Linked DNA regions of Homo sapiens: region 1 is linked to region 2. A link is an interaction called in ENCODE POLR2A ChIA-PET data of the cell type or tissue named here. Cell type or tissue: CD4-positive, alpha-beta T cell. All regions are shown on one strand. Links, peaks and the distances in the headings refer to the core of each region. The heading gives the core; the rest is flanking DNA. Region 1 overlaps PLEKHM2 (pleckstrin homology and RUN domain containing M2). Region 2 holds the start of AGMAT (agmatinase (putative)).

Evidence for each region. Peaks named below come from ENCODE experiments on the same cell type or tissue, not always from the same donor. Only the 100,000 strongest peaks of a DNase experiment are listed, where the experiment ranks them.
Region 1: POLR2A ChIA-PET joins it to region 2 with 12 read pairs; 12 of 35 experiments call an interaction of 5 or more read pairs at or near these places.

What each region holds. Positions count from the first base shown.
Region 1 is chr1:15,689,380-15,704,185 of GRCh38, reverse strand. All of the region lies in intron 1 of PLEKHM2 (pleckstrin homology and RUN domain containing M2), which reads right to left. Among named protein-coding and RNA genes, the nearest start is that of PLEKHM2, 12 kb to the right of the region's middle. RefSeq lists enhancers at 6,871-6,940, 7,011-7,070, 7,081-7,130, 7,141-7,190. In CD4-positive, alpha-beta T cell, for the core only: no CTCF peak of the experiment used is centred there; a DNase peak (open chromatin) is centred at 7,065; H3K4me3 peaks cover 1,121 bases; H3K27ac peaks cover 2,197 bases.
Region 2 is chr1:15,571,875-15,586,680 of GRCh38, reverse strand. AGMAT (agmatinase (putative)) reads left to right here and starts at 1,630. Exons shown (of 7, transcript NM_024758.5): 1 at 1,630-1,985; 2 at 3,286-3,488; 3 at 6,539-6,587; 4 at 7,627-7,822; 5 at 8,817-8,996; 6 at 11,840-11,924; 7 at 12,957-14,806. The coding sequence starts at 1,714. The coding sequence ends at 13,030. RefSeq lists a silencer at 1,648-1,977 and an enhancer at 2,088-2,137. In CD4-positive, alpha-beta T cell, for the core only: no CTCF peak of the experiment used is centred there; a DNase peak (open chromatin) is centred at 7,440; H3K4me3 peaks cover 749 bases; H3K27ac peaks cover 4,102 bases.

The DNA of each region.
Region 1 (14,806 bases), core at 3,614-11,613, 120 kb before region 2:
AGACAGGATGGGACCCCTCTGGCCACAAAGGAGAGTCCACAAGCAGGTGGGCCAGTATGCTCCATGGTGGGAGGATGAAAAAGTTGTCATCAGAAGAAAATTCAAAAGTAAGCAAGGTCAGCTGAGAATGAAGAGAGAGATTCAGATTTAAGGTAAATTTTTAAACATGGTGGTTCCCTAAGGTCCACGGACTCTGAGGCCTCTGTCTCAAAGGCATGTTCCCAGACCACGCTCTAGACCTGCTCAGCTGCTCTCCTGTCCCTGCTGCTGATTTTTCGGTTGTGCTCAGGCACCAGGGCCGGGAAAAGCTAGCTCAGCTCATCCCAGACTCTCCCAAAGCCAGGAGCACAGGGCTCCCAGGCGCTCTGGGAAGGCTGGGCGTCACAAGACTGCTTCGGGGAAGTGTGGGTGGTACACTCCAACAAGCCAAGAAATGCCTGACTCAGAGAATTTTAATCAGGGTGAGTCCCACTCTCTGCTCTGAGCTGCCACAGCCCGGCCTTCTCTGTCCCGTCTCTCTCTGATCTTCATACACCCACAAAACAATTTCTAGTACTATGGTTGATACGAAGAAATCCTTCCAGATTGGTCTCTAATAATTAACTCAAAGGTGGCTGTGAAAGACGATAAACAGCCAAATGAACATAAGACAGTTCCAAGTGACGTCCTTCCTTTCTCCCTCGTCAGACAAGGTCAAAAAGAGGCTGCAACCCTGCCCAGCCCAAAAGAGGGGCGATCTGGATTCTAACTCTGCTGTCAACTCGCAAGTTATACTAGGGGAGCAGGGGTCACACTTCCCTATTTACAGAGCAGGATAAAAACGCCTGCTCCAACAACAGGAGAGGCTGGACAGATGGCTGTAAGCGTGCCTGTTTAACTGCCTGGCCACTGTGGGGCTCCACCGCTGTGCCTGCCCCATCCCTGCTCAGCCACCGCAGACACAGACCTAAGGATACCTAAGAAACCTTGCCCGGCCCGGCCTGGCCTGGCAGGTTCGACTCTCCTGTGATGCCCAGGGAGAAGGCCGCCAGGTAACAGCAGCCTCCCTGTGGGCTCCATGGAGACCAAACGTTATTTACACAAGAGTGTTTGGAAGAGCCTCAGCAGGACAGGTCTAGGAGGTGGAAATCCAAAAACAGAATAGACCCCACCTGAGGGCTGGGCGCTGTGGCTCACGCCTGTAATTCCAGCACTTTGGGAGGCTGAGTCAGCGGGAGTATTGCTTGAAGCCAGAAGTTTGAGACCAGCTGGGCAATATAGCAAGACCCTGTTTCTAGCAACTTTTTTTTTTTTTAAAGTTAGCTGGGCGTGGTGGTGCATACCTATAGTCCCAGTTACTCGGAAGGCTAAGGCAGGAGGATTGCTTGAGCCCAGGAGCTGGAGGCTGCAATGTGCCATGATCACACCTCTGTACTCCAGCCTGGGCAACAGAGTGAGACCCTGCCTCGAAAAAAAAAAAAAAAAAAAAGGCTGGGCACGGTGGCTTATGCCTGTAATCCCAGCACTTTGGGAGGTCAAGGTGGAGAGATCACTTGAGGTCAGGAGTTCGAGACCAGCCTAACCAATATGATGAAACCCCATCTCTACTAAAAATACAAAAATTAGCTGGGCGTGGTGGTGCACATGCCTGTAATCCCAGCTACTTGGGAGGCTGAGGCAAAAGAATTGCTTGAACCTGGGAGGCGGAGGTTACAGTGAGCTGAGATTGTGCCACTGCACTCCAGTCTGGGCAACAGAGCAAGGCTACATCTCAAAAAAAGAAAAAAAAAACCCACCTGAAGAATGGGTGGATTACCACCCACCTCACCTCCAATCACCTCTTTAAGGATTACATCCACGATGGCCACAGCTAAATAAGCTCATCTCAACCTCCGAGCCAGACTGCACTGCAGGGGCCCTCTTGGTCCACTGAGTCCTGGAGGCTGCCCCTCACATGGCGATGCTGTAGGTACAAGGTGGGTGAGGACGCGTCCCATGGAAAGTGACATGCCACTGCCCACCTTGCGTCTGGGAATTCTACTCACAGCATGGTCACTGGTTGGGCAAACTGCCCCTCTGGTCTCACAGACATTCCTCCCTTACAAGGCAGATCCCCAGGGGAAAGGTGGAGCTCAAGCTACCTGCTGTCATTTACCTTTGGGCGACCCGTCCGTATCAGTGACAGCTGGAGAAGGGCCATGTGGTTGCAACTACTGAATGTCCCTTCAGGGAGGCCACCATAACGACTACCCCCCCGAGCTTGCATCAGCAGTTTGCTGCAGCTTCAGGCGCAGCCTCTTGTGAATGTAAGGGAAGGGCCAGTGCTCGACATCCATCCCCTCAGAAAGACACAGGGAGCAGAAAATAAACAAACAAGTGAGGCAGGCAGGCTGGGGTCTTTTTTCTTTTCTTTTTTGAGAGGGATTCTCGCTGTGTTCCCCAGGCTGGAGTGCAGTGGCGCAATCTCGGCTCACTGCAAGCTCCGCCTCCCGGGTTCACACCATTCTCCTGCCTCAGCCTCCCAAGCAGCTGGGACTACAGGCGCCCGCCACCACGTCCAGCTAATTTTTTTTGTATTTTTAGTAGAGACTGGGTTTCACCGTGTTAGCCAGGATGGTCACGATCTCCTGACCTCGTGATCCACCTGTCTTGGCCTCCCAAAGTGCTGGGATTACAGGCGTGAGCCACCGTGCCCGGCCAGCTGGGGTATTTTAAGTCTTAGCCAAGCTTCCTAAGACTAATAATACCTTTTTTTTTTCTTTTTTCTTTTTTTGAGATGGAGTTGTGCTCTTGTTGCCCAGGCTGGAATGCAATGGCACGATCTTGGCTCACTGCAACCTCCGCCTCCCAGGTTCAGCCGATTCTCCTGCCTCAGCCTCTCGAGTAGTTGGGATTACAGGCACCTGCCACCATGCCCAGCTAATTTTTTGTATTTTTAGTAGAGATGGGGTTTCACCATATTGGTCAGGCTGGTCTCAAACTCCTGACCTCAGGTGATCCACCTACCTCGGCCTCACCAAGTGCTGGGATTACAGGAGTGAGCCACCGCACCCAGCTAATAACATACCCCCACCCCCTTTTTTTTTTTTTTTTGAGACAGAGTTTCACTCTTGTTGCCCAGGCTGGATTGCAATGGCATGATCTCGGCTCACTGCAACCTCCGCCTCCTGGGTTCGAGCGATTCTCCTGCCTCAGCCTCCTGAGTAGCTGGGATTACAGGCGTCCACCACCAACATGGCTAATTGTTTTGTATTTTTAGTAGAGACAGGTTTTCACCATCTTGGCCAGGATGGTCTTGAACTCCTGACCTCATGACCTACCTGCCTCGGCCTCCCAAAGTGCTGGGGTTACAGGCGTGAGCCACCGCGCCCAGCTAATAACACCCCATTTTCATGTGATCCAAGGAATAAATCACTACTGCCAGCAGCACTTCTGCAGAGACTCTCCTCTGCGATCTAAGACAAGGCTGGGTGCTGGCCAGGGCTGAGGAATTTCATTATCGAAGAGCAGAAGAGCCCTTAGAAACCATTTGGTTAGGAAGCAGAGTTTCCTGGGGCCTCCCATTCAGTAAGAATGTCCTGCCCTGTGCAGAAGGGTGTGTGAAGGGAGTTGGAGTTAAGGAGAGGGAGAGGGAGAAGTTATCAGTGAATGAAACTGACTACTGAATGTAATGAAAATCAGAAAAATAATCACTTAGCCACAACCCTCATTTTATAGGCAGGGAGACCGGAGCCCAGGGAGACAGGGGCACTTCCTGCACACCCTAGCTCTGGCCAGCGTCCTACTACTGTACTGCAGAGTCTTGGCCAGGTGTGCTCACACACAGGGGTAGCTACTTCTGGAGCTCCTTCTGCTTCATCCCACCTGGAGATAAAGCAGTCAGGACATCAGCTGCCACCACCCCAGAAGTGCTCATCCGAGCCTGGGTGACAGAGCGAGACCCTGTCTCTAAAAATAAAATTAAAAAAACAAAACAAAACAAAAAACTGAGCAGGGCAGAGCAGCAGGGGCCATGGGCTATCCCCAGGGCTTCAGCGATGGGGCTCTGCAGGATTTAGGGGACCACATCAGGAATGTCCCAGTTGCTTCCCTCCTAGACAACATGAGATGTCAACAGAGGCTTCAGCTGCTGGGTGCCTGCCGCTTCACCAGCCCCAGGGAACTGCAATGCTTCCGATGTACACTGCTAATTTTATTTTTGTTGTTTTTTTTTTTTGAGATGGGGGCTCACTATGTTGCCCAAGCTGGAGTGCAGTGGCTCATCACAGGCACAATCATAGTGCACTACAGTCTCGAACTCCTGGGCTCAAGCAATCCTTCCACCTCAGCCTTCCATGTAGCTGGGACTATAGGCGCACACCACCATGCCCAGCCTACTCTCCTAGATTAATATATTTATGTAATATAATAATAGAGATGGAGTCTCACTATATTGCCCAGGCCAGTCTTGAACTCCTGGGCTCAAGCGATCCTCCCACCTTATCATCATACCCGGCCCACTCTCCTATTTATTTATTTTAATAATAGAGATGTGGTAAAGACACATGCACACATATGTTTATTGTGGCACTATTCACAATAGCAAATACTTGGAACCAACCCAAATGTCCATCAATGATAGACTGGATTAAGAAAATGTGGCACATATACACCATGGAATACTATGCAGCCATCAAAAAGGATGAGTTCATGTCCTTTGCAGGGATATGGATGCAGCTGGAAACCATCATTCTGAGCAAACTATCACAAGGACAGAAAACCAAACACTGCATGTTCTCCTTCATAGGTGGGAACTGAACAATGAGAACACTTGGACACGGGGCGGGGAACATCACACACTGGGGCCCATCGTGAGGTGGGGGGCAGGGGGAGGCATAGCATTAGGAGAAATACCTAATGTAAATGACGAGTTAATGGGTGCAGCAAACCAACATGGCACATGTACACCTATGTAACAAACCTGCACACCTATGTAACAAACCTGCACATTGTGCACATGTACCCTAGAAATTAAAGTATAAAATAATAATAACAATAATAAAATAATAGAGATGGGGTCTCACTATATTGCCCAGGCTGGTCTCAAACTCCTGGGCTCAAGTGATCCTCCTGCCTTGGCCTCCTAAAATCCTGGGATTACAGGCATGAGCCACTGCGTCAAGCCTACTCCCCTAATTTTAAAATCCTTCACCTGAGGTTCCACTGCACCATAGCCTAGAAAATATTTCATTCTCAATGGCAATCAAATTATAGTGAATTATAGAGCAAGAAAGCCCAGAAATCACCCCCGCATAAGAACCAATCAGAGATCTTGCAATTCAAAAACAATGAGGCTAGTTGCTCTATATGAAAAATGTTGGCCAGGCACAGCGGCTCACACCTATAATCCCAGCACTCTGAGAGGCTGAGGTGGGTGGATCACCTGAGGTCAGGAGTTCAAGACCAGCCTGGCCAACATGGTGAAACCCTGTCTCTGCTAAATATACAAAAAATTAGCCAGGTGTGGTGGTGCGCACCTGTAATCCCAGCTACTTGGGAGGCTGAGACAGGAGAATCACTTGAACCCAGGAGGCAGAGGTTACAGTGAGCCAAGATTGCACTATTGCACTCCAGCCTGGGCATCAGAGCAAGACTATGTCAAAAAAAAAAAAAAAAAAGAAAGAAAGAAAGAAAGAAAAAGAAAGAAAAACAAAAATGCTGTTGGCTGGGAGTGGTGGCTCACACCTATAATCCCAGCATTTTGGGAGCCCAAGGCAGGAAGTTCGCTTGAGCCCAGGAGTTCAAGACCAGCCAGGGCAACATAGCAAGACCCCTGTCCCTACAAAATACTAAAAAATTAGCCAGGCCTGGTGGCACACACCTATAGTCCCAACTACTTGGGATGATGAGGCGGGAGGATTGCTTTAGCCCAGGAGCTTGAGGTTGCAGGGAGTTATGGTTGTGTACTGCAGCCTGGGTGACAGAGCAAGACCCTGTCTCTAAAAATAAAAAATAAAAAATAAAAATAATATTAAAAAGAAAAATGCTGTCCTTCAGCGATGTCTTAGAAGGGCAGTCAATGCCCCTAGCCAGGAAGGGCGTGTGCCCAGACTGGGTGGCAACCTGGGTCTGGTAAAGTCCCCCAACGTGTAGAGCTGTCATAAAGGGTTTATCCACCATGGGACTGCATCGATCTTTAAGCAAGTTTGGTGAAATCAATGCTTCTTAACCATTCATTTGCCACTAAATACAGCAGCTAATTGCACAGGTTTCTTTGCCCACCTCCGAAATTACTGCTCATTAGTCCTTCTGCTGGAGAGTTGGTAGACTCTCTGCTTTACTGGCAGCTCTATTGAAAGATATGCAGGGGGTGACCAGCCTGGGCAACATGGCGAGACCCTGTCTCTACTAAATGTACAAAAAAAAAAAATTAGCTGGGCATGGTGGCATACACCTGTAGTCCCAGCTACTTGGTAGGCAGAGGCTGCAGTAGCTGTGATTGCACCACTGCATCCCAGTCTGGGTGACAGAGTGAGACCCTGTCTCAAGAAAAAGAAAGACATGCAGGGGGAAAGCTGGAAAAAAGCAGGTACTTGAATTATCTGTGCATTTCATTTTTCTGTGGATTTCATTTTTCTGTGCTTTCTTTGTGGTGTAGGAAAAATGACAGCTGAAAGTGACTAGCCTACTTGGGCACAGATCTCTAGCATAATTGACAGAACATGGTTTCCAAAAGCAGCTAAATGCTTCCTCTTCCCGGAAGGGGAGTGTGCAAGCCTCAAGGTACTATGATTACTCTGGCTGAGAACTCAGCACAGGGATTGACTTCTTACGGAGGGACCGAGGACTCCTCTTAAGGTGGGGAGAAAACTGCTAAGAGGTTCTGCCAAGGGGCCCCTCAGCGAACACCAGAGACCTAGAAGCCAGCCAATGGCCTGAAAAACAGAGTGCACACGATTCTACTCCATTCTTCTACTGCTGGGACGGAAGCAGGAGCTGGCAGAGACCCTGAGCTCGGTTTTCTGAGCTCTGCACGCTCAGTGTTGTGTGTGGCACTGGCGGAGGAGAAGGGAGTTTTTCAAAGCCTCATTTTAACCAGGCTTTCAAAGCACAGAAGCTTCAGCTGGCGTGTTCATCTTTCACTTCCCTTTTCCTCTCCTGTGCCTACACCACCACCTCATGAGTGCCTCCCCCACCCAGACAACCCAAGTATGGCCAAGGGAAATGCTCACTCTGTCACTGTCTAAATCACAATGTTAGGCTGGGGGATCCTGGGGGGACCCTTGCTGCCATTCCAAGGCCCGTGCAATACAGTCAGATATTCTACAGGCTGAAAACGTAAATACAAGGCTAGAAAGCATGATGGACCTTCCTGGATTACAAATCCATAATGGATAGTAAAGGACATTAGGGAGGACTTGGGGTGTACACCTATCCCACTGCAATTTGTTTGATGTCTGTCTCCTCTTCCAGAATGTCTGCCCCACGGGGGAAGGAGCTTGGTAGGATTTGCTCACTGTTGATTCCTATGACGAGAAGAGTGCTCAGCACATAATACTCACTCAACAAATATTTGTGCCCAGGCGCGGTGGCTCATGCCTGTAATCCCAACACTTTGGGAGGCCGAGGCGGGCGGATCACCTGAGGTCAGGAGTTCGAGACCAGCCTGACCAATATGATGAAACCCCGTCTCTACTAAAAATACAAAAATTAGCCGGGCGTGGTGGCGGGCGCCTATAATCCCAGCTACTCGGGAGGCTGAGACAGGAGAATTGCTTGAACCCAGGAGACGGAGGTTGCAGTGAGCCAAGATTGTGCCACTGTATTCCAAGCCTGGGCAAGAAGAGCAAAACTCCGTCTCAAAACAAAACAAAACAATAAAAACAAATATTTGTTAGGTGGTTTTATGGAGGACTGGCCCCCAGACTTGACCCATGGGGACGTGTTATCTGTTACTTCAAGACCAACACCATGGAGAAGGAAAAGGGTCAGAGAAATGGGAAAGAGCAAGAGCCAGAAAATGGTTTGAATCCCAGCCCTGCTCCTTGTGAGCTTAATAACCTCTGGCAGTTTACTTCTCTAAACTCCATTCCCTCATGTGTTAAACAGGCATCGGGTGGGTGTGGTGGCTCATGCCTGTAATCCCAGCACTTTGGGAAGCCAAGGTGGAGAATGGCTTGAGCCCAGAAGTTTCAGAGCAGCCTAGGCGACATGGCAAAACTCCATCTCTACAAAAAAAAAAAAAAATATAGAAAAAATTAGTTGGACGTGGTGGTGCACACCTGTAGTACCAGCTATTCAGGAGGGCTGAGGTAGGAGGATTACTTGATCCTGGGAGGTCGAGGCTGCAGTGAGCTGAGATCACACCACTGCACTCCACCCTGGGTGACAGAGCAAGACCCTGTCTCAAAAAACAAACCCCAAGGCCAGGTGCGGTGACTCACACCTGTAATCCCAGCACTTTGGGAGGCTGAGGCGGGCAGATCACCTGAGTTGGAGACCAGCCTGGCCAACATGGTGAAACCCCATCACTACTAAAAATACAAAAATTAGCCAGGCGTGGTGATGGGCATCTGTAATCCCAGCTACTTGGGAGGCTGAGGCAGGAGAATCATTTGAACCTGGGAGGCAGAGGTTGCACTGAGCTAAGATGGCGCCACTGTCCTCCAGCCTGGTGAAAGAGCGAAACTCTGTCCAAAAAAACCCCAAAAAACCCAAAGTGCCCCGACATCATGGGCCACTGACCCAGGAAACACATGTAAACATGCCAACTGTAGGGCCTGGCATGTAACAGGTGCCGAATAAACTAAATGTTAAGGATTCATGTGGTTTTATTACTCCCCTTCCTCTCAACATGTTCAGGACTCTCATGCCTCAGCAGTCTGTGAACACCAAAAACAACTTGGAGCAAAAGTGTGAACAATGAAGGTTGATTACCCTCAAAAATTAAGTTTGGAGATTTTTGTGTATTTCAAGCACGCATCAGTTCCTTCCTTGTACTCGCATAATATTGGGTTTCTCAGAATCTGTTAGTTCCAACTGTTAAATACAGTTATCTGGGGAGGAAGGGAATTATAAGAAACTAATACCTTCTTCCTTATGTATTTGTGCAATGTTTGTAGACACTTATGGCAAAGGAGGAAAAGATAAATTACAAGTACACAGCATGAGGCCAGGTGCGGTGGCTCATGCCTATAAGCCCAGGACTTTGGGAGGCCAAGGCAGGTGGATCACTTGATGTCAGAAGTTCAAGACCAGCCTGGCCAATATGATGAAACCCCGTCTCTACTAAAAATACAAAAACTAGCCCAACATGGTGGTGCCTGCCTGTAATCCCAGCTACTTGGGAGGCTGAGGCAGGAGAATCACTTGAACCCAGGAGGTGAAGGTTGCAGTGAGCAGAAATCACACCACTGCCCTCCAGCCTGGGCAACAGAGTGAGACTCTGTCTCAAAAAACAAAAAAAAAAAACAAAACAAAATACACAGCATGGAGGAGAATATCTGTGTAGAGGGCCACCTGCTTCACTGGCAAGAGGTTAGGAGAAGCTCTCAGGACCCTGGATGGTTTCAATAACGGATAGATCAATGGCCTAAACTTTAATCTCCCGCGGAAAGGACTCTCCCAGAAATCATCCTTATTCACCTGCCTCAAATGGAAGTTCTAGGATGTTTGCACCTGGAATGAGCAACACCAAGGAGGATAGGGCTGGAAAGGAGACTTCACCCAAACCAACCGGCCCTGCTGCCTGGTTTAGACCCTCAAGGAGGAGAGCTCGGGGCCCAGAGTTGCTCATTCTCTATTGCATGGCAGTTCCCAGATCCCAGGCTTAGAAACCTGTTTTTTTGTTTGTTTGTTTGTTTTTTGTGTTTTTTTTTTGAGATGGAGTCTCGCTCTGTCGCTCAGGCTAGAGTACAGTGGCGCGATCTTGGCTCACTGCGACCTCCACCTCCTGGGTTCAAGCGATTCTCCTGCCTCAGCCTCCTGAGATGGGATTACATGCATGTGCCACCATGCCCAGTTAATTTTTGTATTTTTAGTAGAGACGGGGTTTCACCATGTTGGTCAAGCTGGTCTCGAACTCCTGATCTCGTGATCTGCCCGCCTGGGTCTCCCAAAGTGCTGGGATTACAGACATGAGCCACCACACCTGGCCAAGAAACCTGTTTTATCAGCAGAGGTGGCAACCCAGAGAGCTTTCTGTCATGAGAAAAGCTCTACTGCTTCCGTTGGACAGAAGGGCACTGCCAGCTCCAGCAGCAACACACTCCTGCCGTGGTGGTGAATCCTGATGCCTGAGATGGGCACTGGAGACTCCTGAGGTAGGAATGACCCAGCCAGGAGCCCCACAATCCCTGCAAATGCCAACCTTCTTCTCCCCACAACTGTCACGAACTGAACACCAGCTCTTGCCTTTCCACATTAAGGCTTGTGTGGACCACTCTGCCTCTTACTCAATGTTTCCAGACCTAACATTTGTGTCAGCTGGCAGCAGAATTTTAGTTTTGCTGGGAATTTCTTTTCACACTGGGCTCCAGCTGGATGAGTTCTGAGGGAGACCACTGCTCCATCTGAAGCTCCGGAGTGTTAGCCATAATGGCAGAATGACCACAGACAGTCAGCCCCGTCTGAACAGCCTGTTGCTGCCAGATGGTGACCTGTTTCTGTTAAACCCCAGTGAGTTTCTGCCTGGCCTCAAATCATCACACAGGGCCTTTCAATCTGGATAGGCCTAAGCCATGGCCAAACCATGGAGAGAGCGAGCCCAGGTTGTTCTGTGATGGGATGGAAAGGACCACACAGTGTCACAAGGTTTCCAACAGAAACCTGACGTCAGAGAAGCATTTCGTAAAAGGAGAACCATATCTTAAAAGTGAACGGGCATGGGTCCGGGTGAGATGGCTCATGCCTGTAATCCCAGCACTTTGGGAGGCCAAGGCGGGCGGATCACTTGAGACCAGGAGTTCAAGACCAGCCTGACCAACATGGTGAAACCCCATCCCTACTAAAAATACACAAATTAGCCAGGTGTGGTGGTGGGCACCTGTAATCCTAGCTACTCAGGAGGCTGAGGCAGGAGAATCTCTTGAACCCAGGAGGTGGAGGTTGCAGTGAGCCGAGATTGCGCCACTGCCCTACAGCCTGGGCAACGGAGAGAGACTTTGTCTCAAAAAAAAAAAAAAAAGTGTGGCTAGGCACGGTGGCTCGCGCCTATAATCCCAGCACTTTGGGAGGCCAAGGCAGGTGGATCACTTGAGGTCAGGAGTTCAAGACCAGCCTGACCAACATGGTGAAACCCCATCTCTACTAAAAATACAAAATTATCTGGGCATGGTGGTGCATGCCTATAATCCCAGCTACTTGGGAGGCTGAGGCAGGAGAATCACTTGAACCAGGGAGAAGGAGGTTGCAGTGAGCCGAGATCGTGCCACCGTGCTCCAGCCTGAGTAACAAGAGCAAAACTCCATTAAAAAAAGAAAAAGTGAATGGGGCATGGACACAGTGGCTTGCACCTGTAACCCCACACTTTGGGAGGCTGGAGTGAGAGGAAGGCTTGAGGCCAGGAGTTCAAGACCAGCCTTAGCAACACAGGGAGACTCAGTCTCTACAAAAAAACCAAAAAACGAAAAAAGTGAATGGGCAGGGCTCAGAAAAAGCAGTTATCACTTCTCCACTAGTATCTCCTCCTGAGCCTGGGTGGAGTTACTCATGGGGTCAGGATCCCTCTGTGCACGACATGGTTTCCGGGTTAGGGACCTTCAGGTCCCTCCCCGCCCTCACCAGACAGCCTTTACTCTGGGAGAGAGGAAAGAAGGGAAATAGCTACTGAGAATTTAGGAAAAGGAGGAAGAGGAGCAGGCAGAAGGCACACTGACCCTTAACACTTCAGTTTGTAACGTGTGTGTAGATACTATTTTATGTAAATCTTTGTCCTGGTGACTCAGGTCCTTAGGGATTTTGAGAACATTTAAAACTCTTATGAGTTTTTCTGTAAAGCCACAGAGAACAAAACTATTGATCTAAACCAAATAGTCAATACAATTTTTACATCTACCTACCTACCAGTCCCTCTCCAGGAATGAGCTACCCCAGCTAATTTTTTTTTTCCCCCGCCGAGACAGGGTCTCACTCTGTCACCCAGGCTGGAGTGTAATGGCATGATCCTGGCTCACTGCAGCCTCGAACTTCTGGGCTCAAGTGACCCTCCTGCCTCAGCCTCCTGAGTAGCTGGGACTATAGGCATGTGCCACCATGTCCACCTAATTTTTTATTTTTATTTTTGAAGACACAGGGTCTCATTATGTTGCACAGGCTGGTCTTGAATTCCTGGACTCAAGTGATCCTCCCACCTCAGCCCCGCAAAGTGCTGGGATTATAGTTGTGAGCCACTATGCCCACTGCCTCGCCTCCCCGCCCCCAGCTAATTTTTTTGTACTTGCAGATCTAACCTATCTCAGGAGTAGAAAAATGAGAAAAAGTTCACCATGCAAGGCAGCCTTTTCAACTGCACAGACAGGCTGGGCTGAACAACAGCTGTGGCTCATTCACCAGCGCCAGTAAATCCCGATCCCGACTAGGGACTGGGAGACTCCTGCTCAAGGCAGTGTGCCTGGCCAGAAATAGAACTTCACTCAGAGCCGACGCCGGTGAGGCACTGTCTGCCCAAACCGAAGTGGGTGGGAGACTGAGGCGAGAGAAGGTTGTCAGGACCCAGGAACTGAGAGATGGTTACCCTATTACAATTCATTTATCCCTTTTAAAGGGTAGGAGAACAGGGGCAATTACTTTTCATTTTATGTACTTCTGAGCTATTTGTGTGTTTTTAAAAACAACTATTTTCTTAGAATAATTTTACGGCCAAGTGCAGTGGCTCATGCCTGTAATCTTAGCACTTATGCAGGCCGAGGTGGGAGGATCACCTGAGCTCAGGAGTTCGAGACCAACCTGGGCAACATAGTGAGACCTTGTCTCCACACTAAAAAATTAAAAATTAGCTGGACGTGGTGGCATATGTCTGTAGTTCCAGCTACTCAGGTGGCTGAGGCGGGAGAATCGCTTGATCCCAGGAGTTGAAGGCTACAGTGAGCCATGATGGTGCCACTGTACTCCAGCCTGGGCCACAGAGTGAAACCCTGTCTCAAACAAACACACACACAAAAAGAATCATTTTTCATTCTCTTATCCTACTCAGTGTCCCTTGCAGGATGCAATGTCATTGCCTTAGGGAATCTTCCCTGATCGTCTCCAAAGCAAACCTCCCTGCCAATTCTTTATCACATTGCTTTAATGCCTTCATAATGCTTACCATGATCTGAAATCATCTCTGTATTTGTCTACGAATTTATCACCTTCTTTTTCTTCTAGAATGTCAGCTCCATGAGGGCAGATACTCATCTGCCTGTTCATATGAACCTTCCTAGGGCCTATGATGGTGAGGTTCTAGGGAAGGTGCTCACTAAATAGTTTTGAATAACTGAATACAGGGACACATGATGGGATTTACAAGTGTCCACATTCACTCCACAAGCCTAATGTGCAAAAACACAGCTACAATAGAGATTTGGTTAACTATAGCACTGGTGCACCAACTTCTCTGGAAGTAATCCCTGGCCTACCTTGGCAAGGACTTTTTCATATGAACACATGCGTCGTATGCGAACTACTGCCTGTGGGCTAAAACCAGCCTGATACCTATTTTTGTAAATAAAGTTTTATTGGAACAAAGCCACACTCATACACATTTGGTTGCTTTTGAGCAGAACTGAGCAGTTTCAACAAAGACTATACGGCCTGAAAATATTTGCCATGTGGCCTTTTAAGAAAAAGTTGGAGCTTGAAGAAACAGCAGTGTAGTATAAGACTCTCACTGAAGCCGGAGGCAGTGGCTCACGACTGTACTTTGGGAGGCCAAGGTGGGTGTATTACTGGAAACCAGGAGTTTGAGACCAGCCTGGCCAACATGGTGAAACCCTGTCTCTACTAAAAATACAAAAATTAGCAGGGCGTGGTGGTCTGTGCCCGTAATCCCAGCTACTTGGAGGTTGAGGCACGAGAATTGCTTGAACCCAGGAGGAGGGGGTTGCAGTGAACCAAGATCATGCCACTGCACTCCAGTCTGGGTGACAGAGCAAGACTGTCTCAAAAAAACAAAACAAAAAAAAAAAAAACCTCGGCTGGGTGCGGTGGCTCACACCTGTAATCCCAGCACTTTGGGAGGCCGAAGCAGGCAGATCACCTGAGGTAGGGAGTTTGAGGCCAGCCTGGCCAACATGGCGAAACCCTGTCTCTACTAAAAATACAAAATTAGCCAGGCGTAGTGGCTCATGCCTGTAATCCCAGCTACTTGGGAGGCTGAGGCTCGAGAATCACTTGAACTTGGGAGGCGGAGGTTGCAGTGAGCTGAGATCGTGCCACTGCACTCCAGCCTGGGCAACAAGAGCGAAATTCCGTCTCAAAAACAAAAACACAAAAAACACCACCACTCACTGAAGACTGCACAAGGGTGATCTGCAGAGTCCACAGAGACGCTTGCAAGTAGTAATGGTGGCTTTTATTTAGGCCTGACTGTAAGCAAGGTATTGTGCTAAGTGCTGTAAGTGTGTTCTCTCATATAATTGAATTATCATTATAGCATTAGTAGAAGGTTCTCACTGCTGATGCGAACAGTGGTCCAGTCATCTGCCAGGATCGAGATGGTCAGTTACAAACCCAGACCCAAGTCTGCATACCGCTGAAGCCTGCGTTTGTGTCCACTAGGCTACATGGCTTCCACAGAAAGCACCTTCCAGCCGCATCTTGCAGAACCCTTGGCAATCTTAAGACAGGTCCCTCTTAAGACAGGTCACGC
Region 2 (14,806 bases), core at 3,517-11,516:
TGGAGGCTCCACTCCAGAGTGGAGGCTGGAGTGGTGTGGGGTTTAATGTGCAACCTTTTTTTTTTTTTTTGACAGAGTCTTGCTGTGTTGCCCAGGCTGGAGTGCAGTGGCGCGATCTTGGCTCACTGCAAACTCCACCCTCCCGGGTTCACGTCATTCTCCCGCCTCAGGCTCCCGAGTAGCTGGTACTACAGGTGCCCACCACCACGCCTGGCTAATTTTTTGTATTTTTAGTAGAGATGGGGTTTCACCATGTTAGCCAAGATGGTCTCATCTCCTGACCTCATGATCCGCCCACCTCGGCCTCCCAAAGTGCTGGGATTACAGGTGTGAGCCACCGCGCCTGGCCTAATGTGCAACCTTTGTGTAGAGGTTGCAACGTAAATGCAAATGTGAGCCTTTTCCATTCAATCTCAACATTTAGAGATCAGAAAAAATAATATATATAATACTGCTAAATGGCTCACATAATTCCATTACAAATCACTTCTTTCTTTCCACGTGTGTTTTTCTTTCCCCTTAGAAATAAAGAGGATGTAACAGGTTCTCTGGCACTGTGACCTTCCTTACAGCTTGCCTGTAAGTCCTTTATTTATTTATTTATTTATTTATTTATTTATTTATTTATTTTTGAGACGGAGTCTTGCTCTGTTGCCCAGGCTGGAGTGCAGTGGCCTGATCTCAGCTCACTGCAAGCTCCGCCTCCCGGGTTCATGCCATTCTCCTGCCTCAGCCTCCCAAGTAGCTGGGACTACAGGCACCTGCCACCATGCCCGGCTAAATTTTTGTACTTTTAGTAGAGATGGGGTTTCACCGTGTTAGCCAGGATGGTCTCGATCTCCTGACCTCGTGATCCGCCCGCCTCAGCCTCCCAAAGTGCTGGGATTACAGGCGTGAGCCACCGCCCCTGGCCTCTAGTCCTTTTTTAACAAGGTTATTTAAAAAGACTTTACTGGCCAGGCGCGATGGCTCACGCTTGTAGTCCCAACTACTCGGGAGGCTGAGGTGAGACGATTGCTTGAGCCCAGCAGTTTGAGGCTGCAGTGAGCTATGATTGTGCCACTGCACTCCAGCCTGAGCAACACAGCAAGACCCTGTCTCAAAATAACTAGCTAGCTAGCTAAGTAGCTAACTAACTTTACTGCTTCTTGAGATTCCTATCCCTGGACATTTAAAAATACATTATTTAAAAAAATGCATTTCCTATTTTTCTGGCTTAGAGAAAGATCATTTTCCTTCATATCTTTCTGGCTTTAAAAATATTACTCTGGGGTGGCTGCTGTGGCTCACACCTGTAATCCCAGCACTTTGGGAGGCCAAGGTGGGAGAATCACTTGAGTCCAGAAGTTGGAGACCAGTCTGGGCAACACAGTGAGACCGTCTCTATAAAAACAAACAATTACTCTGAATGGGAGAAGAGGCTGCTGAAGGCCACAGTGGGGAGCAGGGCGCAGACACCCCTGGCACAGTGCCGGCCAGTGGGCACCCCCAGCCTGACTCTATTTGCCAGAGGCTGAAGTCCAGAGGGGTTGAGGGGAGAGCACGGCAGGTCCTGGGGCCCCTCCCCCGCCTTGATCCTAGGGCGCCCCTGACCTTTGAGCCGGCTCGGGTTCCGGCTCTGGCGCGTGCACACTCGCCTCGCCGTTCGGGACCAGCCAGATCGCGGCGGCCTCGCGGGCGGTTTGGTCGGTGAGGTCTTGGCCGCGCGCGGCAATGCTGAGGCTGCTGGCGTCCGGGTGCGCCCGGGGCCCGGGGCCCGGCGTGGGCGCGCGTCCTGCCGCAGGGCTCTTTCATCCGGGGCGCCGCCAGAGCCGCCAGGCTTCCGACGCGCCCCGGAACCAGCCCCCCAGCCCCGAGTTCGTGGCCCGGCCGGTGGGCGTCTGCTCCATGATGCGCCTGCCGGTGCAGACCTCCCCCGAGGGGCTGGACGCTGCCTTCATCGGGGTGCCCCTGGATACTGGGACCTCCAACCGGCCTGGGGCGAGGTAAGGCCGGAAGGACGGGGGCCGGGTACACGTGGAGGGACTGCTTGCTGGCTGTCGGGCATGGAAAGCACCGAGACAGGCGCCCCTGCTGGCCCCGGGTCGAGTTGGAAGCTGGTGGCCGGCTCCAAAATGCCCCTTATGGTTTGAGATGGTTGATTTACCTGGACCCTCAATAAGCAAACCCCAGGGCTCAACATGGGCGTGGCCTCCCACATCTTAGTGTCATCATTGGTCAAGAAGGGATTTTGGCCGGCCCGGTGGCTCATGCCTGTAATCCCAGCACTTTGGGAGGCTGAGGCGGGCGGATCACGAGGTCAGGAGTTCGAGACCATCCTGACCAACATGGTGAAACTCTGTCTCTACAAAGGTACAAAAAAAAGAAAAAAAAAGCCGGGCATGGTGGCGCGGGCCTGTAATCCCAGCTACTCGGGAGGCTGAGGCAGGAGAATCGCTTGAACCCGGGAGACGGAGGTTGCAGTGAGCTGAGATTGCGCCACTGCGCTCCAGCCTGGGCAACAGAGTGAGACTCCGTCTCAAAAAAAGAAAAAAGAAGGGATTCTGGAGCCTGAACCTTCTCTGTGTCCCCATCCTGGGGCCTTGCTGGGATGGCTGCTGTGGATTCCTCCCCTCTCCTCTCCCCAGCTTACAGTGGCAGGTGACATTGCATTTGAGAGCAGAAACTGGCTGCCCCTTCCCCAAATCTGAAGATGTCACCTGACTCAAGAAATGCTCAAATGAAGGCAATTTTCCTAGGATCAAGTCGGAGGAAGCAAAATTCATCTTCCTAGTTATTGAACGTCAGCAATTTCTGATTCAGCTCAGCAACACTATATCTGACCGTACTGATCTGAATTATGAAAGCCAGCACTTATTAAATGTCTCCTAAGTGCAAGGTGCTTTGCATAGATTACCTCATTTAATTTTTACTACAGTGCAAGGTAAATATTTTACAAATTAGGAAACTGAGACTCAGGTAGATCATGAAATTCACTAATGCCATTTAGTACACTTATTTAGTCTCTTCGATACATAGCCTAGATCGGTGATTCTCAAGTGGGGCGGTTTTGCACTCCGGGGACATTTGGCAGTATCTGGAGGCGTTTTGGGTTGTTACACCTTGGAGGAAGGGTGCTACTGGCACCTAGTGAGTACAGGCCGGGATGCTGCTAAGCATTCCATTATGCAATGCCGCGACACGGAATCATCTGGCCCCAAATTGCTGAGGCTGAGAAGCCCTGGCCTAAGCAAAGCCTGAAATCTCTGCAGATGATGGCTGACAGGATGATTCTTCCTTCTGCAGATTCGGACCTCGCCGCATCCGGGAAGAATCAGTGATGCTTGGGACAGTCAATCCTAGCACGGGGGCCCTCCCCTTCCAGTCCCTCATGGTTGCAGACCTAGGCGATGTGAATGTCAATCTTTACAACCTTCAGGACAGCTGCCGGCGAATTCAAGAGGCCTATGAGAAAATTGTAGCAGCTGGCTGTATTCCTCTGACCTTGGGTAATGTCAGTCTGCAAGAGCCAGAGTAGTTCCCTGCACTCAGGGTTTACTTATCCTGTACTCAGGGGCTTGAGTACAGCTACTTCTCCCCTGCAAGCCACTGCAAATGTGCAGACAGTAGGAAAGAGAGCATTGTAATTCATTTATTTTAATCCCTGGGGAGAGAATATTTCACGTGTGTGTGTATGTGTGTGTGTGAGACAGTCTCACTCTGTTACCCAGACTGGAGTGCAGTGGTGCAATCTCGGCACATTGCAACCTCCACTTCCTGGGTTCAAGCAATTCTCCTGCCTCAGCCTCCCAAGTAGCTGGGATTACAGGCGCCCACCACCATGCCTGGCTAATTTTTGTATTTTTGGTAGAGTCGGGGTTTTGCCATGTTGGCCAGGCTGGTCTTGAACTCCTGACCTCAAGTGATCCGCCCACCTTGGCCTCCCAAAGTGCTGGGGTTACAGGCATGAGCCACCGCGCCTGGCCAAGATGATGTTTCTAATGACTTTATTTGCGAGGAGAACTGCAAAGAGGGTGTTTTTGTCCTGCTCAGGGTCTACATCAACCTATAGGGCAGCTTTCCCCTTATCCTCACCCCTGACCCACTCTCACTTTTTCTCTTGTTCACAAATACTTAAAATGACAGGGATCTTTTCCTAAATATCCAAATTCATTTTTGCCAAGTTAGAGAGCCTAGCCTGCATGGCATAGTGGGAGGAGTGTGGTTTCCCGATGGCATGGTTTGAAGTCTCAGCTGCACTTCTCCCTAGCAATGTTGCTGTATACCGTGCTTGATGCTTCACACCCTCACCTGTAAGATGGGAATGATCACAGTAACACCTACTCACTGCATGATGTGAGGGGCATATAATGAAAGTGCACATGAAATGCCCAGCATCAAGCATGGCATATCTTTTTTTTTTTTCTTTTTTTTTGAGACAGAATTTCACTCTTGTTGCCCAGGCTGGAGTGCAATGGCACGATCTCGGCTCACTGCAACCTCCGCCTCCCGGGTTCAAGCAATTCTGTCTCAGCCTCCTGAATAGCTGGGATTATAGGCGCCCGCCAGCATGCCCGGCTAATTTTTATATTTTTAGTAGAGACGGGGTTTCATCATATTGGTCAGGCTGGTCTCGAACTCCTGACCTCAGGTGATCTGCCCACCTCGGCCTTCCAAAGTGTTGGGATTACAGGCGTGAGCCATTGCGCCCGACCTATGCATGGCATATCTGAAGCTTCAATAAATGTTAACTGTTATTATTATCAGAAAGAATACTTTCCTAGGTCTGTGCTGTCCAGTAAGGTAGCCACTAGCCACATGTGGCTACTTAAATTCTTTTTTTTTTTGAGACAGAGTTTTGCTCTTGTTGTCCCGCTTGGCTCACGGCAACCTCCGCCTCCTGGGTCCAAGTGATTCTCCTGCCTCAGCCTCCTGAATAGCTGGGATTACAGGCGCGTGCCACCACGCCCAGCTAATTTGTTGCATTTTTAGTAGAAATAGGGTTTCAACATGTTGGCAAGGCTGGTCTCGAACTCCTGACCTCAGGTGATCCGCCGCCTCAGCTTCCCAAAATGCTGGGATTACAGGCGTGAGCCACCACGCCCGGCCTAAATTCAAATTAATTAAAATAAAATATTCAGTTTCTTAAGTCATATTAGCTACATGTATGTCACATGTGTGTCACATGTGGATAGTGGCTACCATATGGGCCAGTGCAGATAGAACATTGTCATCATCATAGAAGGTTCTATTGAACAGAGCTATTCTAGGCATTTTCCTAGAATACTGTGAAAAGGCAATTCCTAGAGTAGCTCTTAACTTGTCTAATTTCCTCTTTTATTTATTTATTTTTGAGACACGGTCTCACTCTGTCACCCAGGCTGGAGTGCAGTGGTGCCGACATGGCTCGCTGCAACCTTGCCCTCCCTGGGCTCAGGTGATCCTTCCACTCCAGCCTCCCGAGTAGCTGGGTCTACAGGCGTTTGTCACCATGCCCAGCTAATTTTTGTATTTTTTGCAAAGACGGGGTCTTAATGTATTACCCAGGTGGACCTTGAATTCCTGGGCTCAGGCGATCTGCTTGTCTTGGCCTCCCAAGGTGTGAGCCACTGCGCCTGGTCTATTTTTATTTTTATTTTTTAGAGACGTGGTCTTGCTGTGTTGCCCAGGCTGGTCTCAAACTTCTAGGCTCAAGCTATTTATTTATTTATTTTATTTTATTTTTTGAGATGGAGTTTCACCCTTGTTGCCTAGGCTGGAGTGCAGTGGCGCGATCTTGGCTCACCGCAACCTCCGCTTCCTGGGTTCAAGTGATTCTCCTGCCTCAGCCTCCAGAGTAGCCGGGATTACAGGCATGCGCTACCATGCCCGGCTAATTTTGTATTTTCAGTAGAGACGGGGTTTCTCCATGTTGGTCAGGCTGGTCTTGAACTCCCAACATCAGGTGACCTGCCCGCCTTGGCCTCCCAAACTGCTGGGATTACAGGCATGAGCCACCGTGCCCAGCAAGCTATTCATTTTTTTGAGATAGTGTCTTACTCTGTCGCCCAGGTTGGAGTGCAGTGGCACGATCACAGCTTACTGCAGCCTTGACCTCCCAGGCTCATTCAGCATCCTGCCATTCTATAAGATCTTACTGTAGCTGTGGTTATAACTCCCCCCAGGCTGAAAGGGTGAAAATTGAGTTAAGATTATTCAGCTGGGCATGGTGGCTCATGCCTGTAATCCTAGCACTTTGGGAGGCCAAGGCGAGTGGATCACTTGAGGTCAGGAGTTTGAGACCAGTCTGACCAACATGGTGAAACTCCGTCTCTACTAAAAATACAAAATTAGCCAGGTATGGTGGTACACACCTGTAATCCCAGCTACTCGGGAGGCTGAGGCAGGAGAATCGCTTGAACCTGGGAGGCAGAGGTTGCAGTGAGCCGAGATTGTGCCATTGAACTCCAGCCTGGACAACAGAGCAAAACTACATCTCAAAAAAAAAAAAAAAAAAAAAAGATTATTCTATGTAATCCTCCAATTCACTTTCCAGATGTTTTCTTCTTCCTCTTTGCAGGTGGAGATCACACAATCACATATCCCATATTGCAAGCGATGGCAAAAAAGTAAGTCTCAAATGGCTTGGGCCCAGCAAGATTTCAAAAGCCAGAAGCTAGGGAATGAGTTATTTGCTGTTTGGTGGCATTAGGTGACTGCTGCTGGCTCAGGTTATGAGCTGCTTCTGGGGATCAAAATTAAGGTTGAGCTCCAGGTGTCTCTGTCAGTCAGCAGCTAGAAGCCAAGACAATTTATTATTAACAGTTCTGGCCACCCTCCCTTGCCCTAGATCTCTCCTGGTATGTGTGCTCAGCATTTTCAACTTGCTTCTGTTTTTGGAAGATGAGCCTCTAGTGAAATACACAACCTCAGTTAACTTCAGTTTCTGTTTTGCTTCAATGGCCAAAAACAAACACTGACAGGCACAATGGTGGACCTTGCTGAGAGGCCCTTGTTTCCTCCTGAAAGGGCACCTTTCTCAATCAAAAGACTGATTTGCCAGTAGTGGAAGTCTACCCAGGATTGGCCGACTTTGGCTAATTTAGTTTGAGAAAGAGACAGAAGGACCCGGGTGGAGGGTGGCAGCTCCAGAATGTGTCTGTGGAAGCACATGTGGGTGGCATTCTGGTTGGAGGTGGGAGGGTGCAGGTCTTTGCTCAAAGCTGCATTTATTCCTCACGGATTTGGATCAGATGTTTATTTTGGGTGGCTGGCAGGGGTTGATGGAGGTTATGGAGAGAGCTGGATTAAAGCTTCCTCTTCCTCGGTTGGAGAAAGGGTGTGTCTTGGTTTAGTTAAGCCTTCAGCCAAGCTCCCCTGTGCCACCACCCTTGATTCTCATCCTGTCTCTAAGTGAAGCAAATTCTGGGTGATAGGTGTGGGTGGCAGCCAAAACATGTCTATTTCCTGCCTGACTTCTGTGAGTTTATTGTTCCTCTGAGATGCAAAGTGATCTCAAGAAGACAGGAACCAGTTGCAAGGCAGAAAACGGATGCCAGGTCTCCCCTTTTTGGCTGTGAATTGTCACCAAGTTTTGGTGGCCCGAAGGGTGGCTGTGCTAGGGCCCCACAGGGAGGGTTGGCCTCTGAGCTGCCCTGTTGTCATCAGGCATGGCCCAGTGGGGCTGCTGCACGTGGATGCGCACACGGACACGACCGACAAGGCCCTAGGAGAGAAGCTCTACCACGGGGCGCCCTTCCGCCGGTGTGTGGATGAGGGTCTCCTGGACTGTAAGCGTGTGGTGCAGATTGGCATCCGGGGCTCTTCCACGACCTTGGATCCCTACAGATACAACCGGAGCCAGGTGACAGACCGAATGCCCCCCACCCTTGCCCCTCAAAATGTCTTCCTCTCCGTTGCCTCACCAGTGGCAGCCAGGGATTGAGCGGGGGCTTTACTAATCAAGTCTGAAGCAGGGATACAAGGCTGAGTTTGCATCATCAGGGGCATAAGGAGCATAGGAGTGAGGAAGTTGGTTTATGGGCCATGGGAAGTCTATCGCTGGGCGGGGGAGACAAGCAGAAATCGACCAACCCCTCGGACGGTGCTGGCTTAGAAGAGGGGAGGAGGCCGGGCACAGTGGCTCACACCTGTAATCCCAGCACTTTGGGAGGCTAAGGTGGGTGGATCACCTGAGGTCAGGAGTTCGAGACCAGCCTGGCCAACATGGTGAAACCCCGTCTCTCCTAAAAATACAAAAATTAGCCAGGTGTGGCGGTGCGCACCTGTAATCCCAGCTACTCGGGAGACTGAGGCAGGAGAATTGCTTGAACGTGGGAGGTGGAGGTTGCAGTGAGCTGAGATCGCGCCACTGCACTCTAGCCTAGGTGACAAAGTGAGACTCCATCTCAAAAGAAAAAAAAAAGAGGGGAGGAAGTCCGGACCCAAGATGAGTTGCCACCTTCTTAGTTCTGGTCCTCGTACCCTCTAGGCAGAATGGCTCTCAGATAGACGTGTATGACAAGACCCCAATGGAACAGACCCAAATCCCTTGCTTTTAGAGCGTGCCAAGGCCAGTCTTCTGGACAGAGCAATTCAAAAGGTGCTAGCGTGAGCTGCTGTTTCCCACTCTTGCTTTAGCAAAGCTTCTCTCTGATTCCAACTCCATCAGTCAGCTTTGACCCTGCTTCCTTACCACTCATTGTCCCTCCCTTCCTCACCTGTAAAATAGGATAGTTCCCTCTTCATGGAGATGGAGGGTCAAGTGTCATGTGCACACAGAGCTGAGCATGGGGCTGGCAAACAGGAAATGCCCTGTAAATGCTGCCAGACAGAAACCTCAGTCCCTGTCTCTGCAGGGCTTCCGGGTAGTCCTGGCTGAAGACTGCTGGATGAAGTCGCTGGTTCCTCTGATGGGGGAAGTCAGGCAGCAGATGGGAGGCAAACCCATTTATATCAGCTTTGATATTGACGCTCTGGATCCTGCCTATGCGCCAGGGACAGGGACACCTGAAATTGCTGGTCTCACTCCTAGTCAGGTAAGGAGATTCCACCAGTGAAGATCCTGGGGGTGGAGACACTTAACACCCATTTTCCTGGGACTTGAAGCGAATCTTTAGGAATCAGGATAGGATTTTTGTTTGTTTGTTTGAGACGGAGTCTCACTCTGTCGCCCAGGCTGGAGTGCAGTGGTGCGATCTCGGCTCACTGCAACCTCCGCCTCCCAGGTTCAAGCGATTCTCCTGCCTCAGCCTCCTGAGTAGCTGAGATTACAGGCACATGCCACTACGCCCGGCTAATTTTTGTATTTTTAGTAGAGATGGGGTTTCACCATGTTGGTCAGGCTGGTCTTGAACTCCTGATCTCGTGATCCACTCACCTCGGCTTCCCAAAGTGCTGGGATTACGGGTGTCAGCCACCGCGCCTGGCTGCCAAGGTAGGATTTTAAGAGCAGAGCACCTAGGCCTTTTCTGTTCTCTGGGCTGAGGATAAGTTTGAATACCCTCTTACTGAAGGGTGATTGATTTTGGCAAGGGCCTTCATTTCCTATCTGGGATATAATAGTCCCTTATTTTGTCCTTTATTTGCTCTTCCTGCCTTCAGTTCATCTGTCATGAAAACAACAGTTCATAGGAACAACATTATAGTATCCTCTCTTAAGAACACTAAACTTGGCCGGGCACGGTGGCTCACGTCTATAATCCCAGCACTTTGGGAGGCTGAGGTGGGTGGATCACGAGGTCAGGAGATCGAGACCATCTTGGCTAACACGGTGAAACTCCGTCTCTACTAAAAATACAAAAAAATTAGCCGGGCGCGGTGGCGGGTGCCTGTAATCTCAGCTACTCAGGAGGCTGAGGCAGGAGAATGGCATGAACCCGGGAGGCAGAGCTTGCAGTGAGCCGAGATAGAACCACTGCAGTCTGGCCTGGGCGAAAGAGTGAAACTCCATCTCAAAAAAAAAAAAAAAAAAAAAAAAAAAGAACACTAAACTTGGCCAGGTGTCGTGGCTCACGCCTGGAATCCCAGCACTCTGGGAGGCCGAGGCGGGTGGATCACAAGGTCAGGAGTTCGAGACCAGCCTAGCCAAGATGGTGAAACCCTGTCTCTACTAAAAGTACAAAAATCAGCCCGGCACGGTGGCAGGCGTCTGTAATCCCAGCTACTTGGGAGGCTGAGGCAGGAGAATTGCTTGAACCCTGGAGGCGGAGGTTGCAGTGAGCTGAGATCGTGCCACTGTACTCCAGCCTGGGCAACAGAGCAAGACTCCACCTCAAAAAAAAAACCAACCAACCAACCAAACAAAAACACTAAACTTGGCCGGGCGCAGTGGCTCACACCTGTAATCCCAGCACTTTGGGAGGCCAAGGCATCAGGCGGGTGGTTCACCTGAGGTAGGGAGTTTGAGACCAGCCTAACATGGAGAAACCCCATTTCTACTAAAAATACAAAATTAGCCGGGCATGGTGGCGCATGCCTGTAATCCCAGCTACTCGGGAGGCTGAGGCAGGGGAATCACTTGAACCTGGGAGGCTGAGGTTGTGGTGAGCCGAGATCATGATATTGCACTCCAGTCTGGGCAACAAGAGTGAAACTCCATCTCAAAACAAACAAAAACACTAAACTTATCTTTTTAGGGTTAAATTTAAATAAAAGTGCATACAACGGGCCAGGCGCGGTGGCTCAGGCACTATCCTCAGCACTTTGGGAGGCCAGGGTGGATGGATCGTTTGAGCCCAGGAGTTTCAGCCCAGCCTGGGCAACATAGTGAGATCCCATCTTTACTAAAAATAAAAATAAAAATTAGTCTGGTGTGCTAGTGTGCACCTGTAGTCCCAGCTACTAGGGAGGCTGGGGCAGGAGGATCAACTGAGCCTGGCAGGTCAAGCCTTCAGTGAGCCGTGATCATACCACTGCACTATAGCCCGGGTGACAGAGACCCTGTCTCAAAAATAAATAAATAAATAAATAAATAAATAAATAAATAAATAAAAGTGCATGTGATGGCACAATTACCTGCCAAGGTAAGCTCAAGAGTTTTAGAAACACCCAAATAAAGCTCCAATAATGTGTGCTGGGAGTAAATGCACGGGGGCAGAATGGTTATGACTAGAATCTCCCCAAGGGCAGGACCTATGTATTGTTCCCTACCTTGTCCTTGGAGCCTAGGACAGTGCCTAATACAAATAGTAGGCACTCAAAGACATTTGAGAGTAAATGAATGAAGACTGCTTAAACCTAATCAAGTACCTTACATCCTCTAAGATCTTAAAGGAGGGTGGCCATAACTCTCTCTCTTGAAATGGCTGTAACCATCCTCTCTTCTCATGAGGGATTTCTGAAACACATTCCTCATCCCTCTGCTTAGCAACCTTCTGGGCTTTTCACCTGCAGGATGGGAACCCTTTCAGACAAGGTCACTCTCTTCCCATCAGTCTCCCTCACTTACTCTGTCTTCTGGCCACATCTTACTACCTGAACTTTTCCCATCTTGGTGCCTTTGCCTGTGTTTTTCCCTCTGCCTGGCCTATCCCTTGAACTGGGTATTTCCACCTTGGGGAAGCCTTACCCACCTCTCCAGGCTATTACCTATGCTGATACCATTCTGGGCTTGCTTTCCTTGAAGCCCTTGGTGCATGACATTGAAACGATTGGTTTCCTTGTCTCCATCACCACACCATGCAGCCCTGAGGAGCAGGGACTGTGTACGCATTATCTGTTTCTCTGGGAGGCCTGCCAGTGTGCCTGGCAGTCAACAAATGTTTATGGAGGGAAAGCCAATTCCAAGTCAAAGGGTGGCGTGGGCTGGGAAAAGCTCTACTGGGTGCTTTTCACTGTAAATGATTACCACTGTGGACAACTCAGTCTTGATCTTGAATAGGCTCTGGAGATCATCAGGGGTTGTCAAGGCCTGAACGTGATGGGCTGTGATCTTGTCGAAGTTTCACCACCGTATGATCTTTCTGGTGAGTAAGCAAAGAGACTGAGATCCATGGGCAGCCGGTAGCTTAAATTACACGAAGCTAGTTAATAAGTAGAAAATGGGGCCAGGCATGGTGGCCCAAGCCTGTAATCCCAGCACTTTGGGAGGCCAAGGTGGGCAGCTCACCTGAGGTCAGGAGTTCAAGACCAATTTGGCCAACATGGCGAAACCCCATCTCTCTAAAGATATAAAAATTAGCCAGGTGTGGTGGCACACACCTGTAATCCCAGGTACTCAGGAGGCTAAGGCAGGAGAATCGCTTAGAACCTAGGAGGCGGAGGTTGCAGTGAGCTGAGATTGCGCCACTGCACTCCAGCCTGGGTGACAGAGCGAGACTCCATCTCAAAAAAAAAAAAAAAAAGATGAGTCCCTTATATGACTTGGGGAAGCAGCTGAGCATGTCCAATGGTGAAGAAAACACACCTATTACTGCACACCTTACAAACATGAGCTCATTAACCCTAACAAAACCCCCAGGAGGTAGTTAAGTATCATTAGCTTGCCCACCAATCAGCAGAAGAGAAAGAAACCAGCCTGTAGTCTAGTGACAGGGTGGCCCAATCCCCGTCTCCTTTGATGTTTCATTGCAAAGTGAATTCTAAAGCATAAATAATATATGTTAATATTTATCAAATAGGAACTTAGCTGGTTAAGATCTTCAAAGCAGACGCCATCCCAATAATTTTAATGTAGACAAACTTATGGAATTAGGCCTATCGACCTCAGAGGATAGATAATACAGTACACATCATTATTATAGGTTCTCCTTTGGGAAAAATCTGTTCTCAGAGTAAACAAAGAACTTTCTGAATTTTAAAATATGATTCCCAAATGATGCTTGATGGAGGCAGAGAGCCTGGGCAAGCGTGTTCACAGCTGGCGGGCACCCTAGAGGGGTGCACAAGACAGGGCTCTGGAAAAGGAGGCACAAGGGGAAGAGAAAGCTGAGGAGTCCCAAGGCTTGGCTCAGCGGGTCGTCTGCAGGGTATTCATGTGAGGTTTTACTTTTTCTTAGGGAACACAGCCCTGCTGGCGGCTAACCTGCTGTTTGAGATGCTATGTGCTCTCCCCAAAGTGACAACCGTCTGAGTCTTGTGCTCTTCAAGACAAAACAGATTGCGTCGCTGACAAGTTCTCAAGAAGAACTTATGAGTAAGCAGTCTGAGAACTAAAGAGTTTATGCCAAGAAAACTTTCTGCTGAAAGTGTCATTGCTGGCTGTGAAGTCGGGATAATCAGTAGAATTCTCACCCAAACAGCAACATTTCTAAGGAACTTGGATTAATTGGGGGAAAAAAAAAGGAGTACTTGTACTGCTTTGATTTTTTTTCCTTTGATGAAAGATGGAGGATAAAGGGGAAGTGAGGAGAATTTCTTTCAAGATTATCTAAACATTAGAAACATGACATTTAAAAAAACTATGAAATAATACTGTATAAGCATTCCATATTTCTATATCTTCCTTTTAAACATTTTTTTTTTTGAGATAGAGTTTTGCTTGTCACCCAGGCTGGAGTGCAATGGCATGATCTCGGTTCATTGCAACCTCCGCCTCCCGAGTTCAATCGATTCTCCTGCCTCAGCCTCCTGAGTACCTGGGATTACAGGTGCCTGCCACCACGCCTGGCTAATTTTTGTATTTTTAGTAGAGACAGGGTTTCACCACATTGGCCAGGCTGGTCTTGAACTCCTGACCTAAGGTGATCCGCCCGCCTCAGCCTCCTTAAAGTGCTGGGATTACAGGCATGAGCCACCGCACCCAGCCGCTTTTTAAAATTTTGATGATCTGCTTCCTAGAGTATTGAGTATCTTCCTTTAAACTACAGCTCCTCCTCGGACGCTGCAGTGAGCTGAGATCGCACCACTGCACTCCAGCCTGGGTGCCAGAGCAAGACTCCATCTCAAAAAAAAAAAAAAAAAATACAGCTTCTCCTATGAGGTGCTTAGGGCTGCATCTTGGTTTTAGGACCACTGTGAACGTAAGTAAAAAGTATAAAGTAACACGGAGAGCCTAATGAAGAAACTTCTTGCTCAGAGGCCTAGAAGGGTACACAAAATGTCTTCTAAACTAGAAAACCTAAGGCTGGACACGGTGGCTCATGCCTGTAATCCCAGCACTTTGGGGGGCGGAGGTGGGCAGATCACTTGAGGTCAGGAGTTCGAGACCAGCCTGGCCAACATGGTGAAAACCCATCTCTACTGAAAATACAGAAGTTAGCTGGGCGTGGTGGCGCGTGCCTATAGTCCCAGCTACTCAGGAAGCTGAGGCAGGGGCATTGCTTGAACCCGGGAGGTGGAGGTTGCAGTGAGCTGAGGTCATGCCACTACACTCCAGCCTGGGTGACAGAGTGAGACTCCGTCTCCAAAAAAAAAAAAAAAAAAAAAAAAGCAGGCCGGACCCAGTGGCTCACGCCTGTAATCCCAGGCCTAGGCGGGAGGATCACCTGAGGTCAGGAGTTCAAGACCAGCCTGGCCAACATGGTGAAACCCCGTCTCTACTAAAAAACAAAACAAAACAAAACAAAACAAAAAAACCCCAGAAAACAAAACAAAACTGGAAAATGTCAGCTGGGCTTTTTTTTTTTTTTTTTTTTCTGAGATGGAGTCTCGCTCTGTCCCCCAGGCTGGAGTGCAGTGGCCCGATCTTAGCTCACTGCAATCTCCGCCTCCTGGGTTCAAGCAATTCTGCTGCCTCAGCCTCCTGAGTAGCTAGAATTACAGTCATGCGTCACCACGCCCGGCTAATTTTTGTATTTTTAGTAGAGACGGGGTTTCACCATGTTGGCCAGGCTGGCAGCTGGGCTCTTAATGTTACTTATTGTAACTCACTTCCTGTAAGACTCAATCTACTCTTCAAGTTGATGTA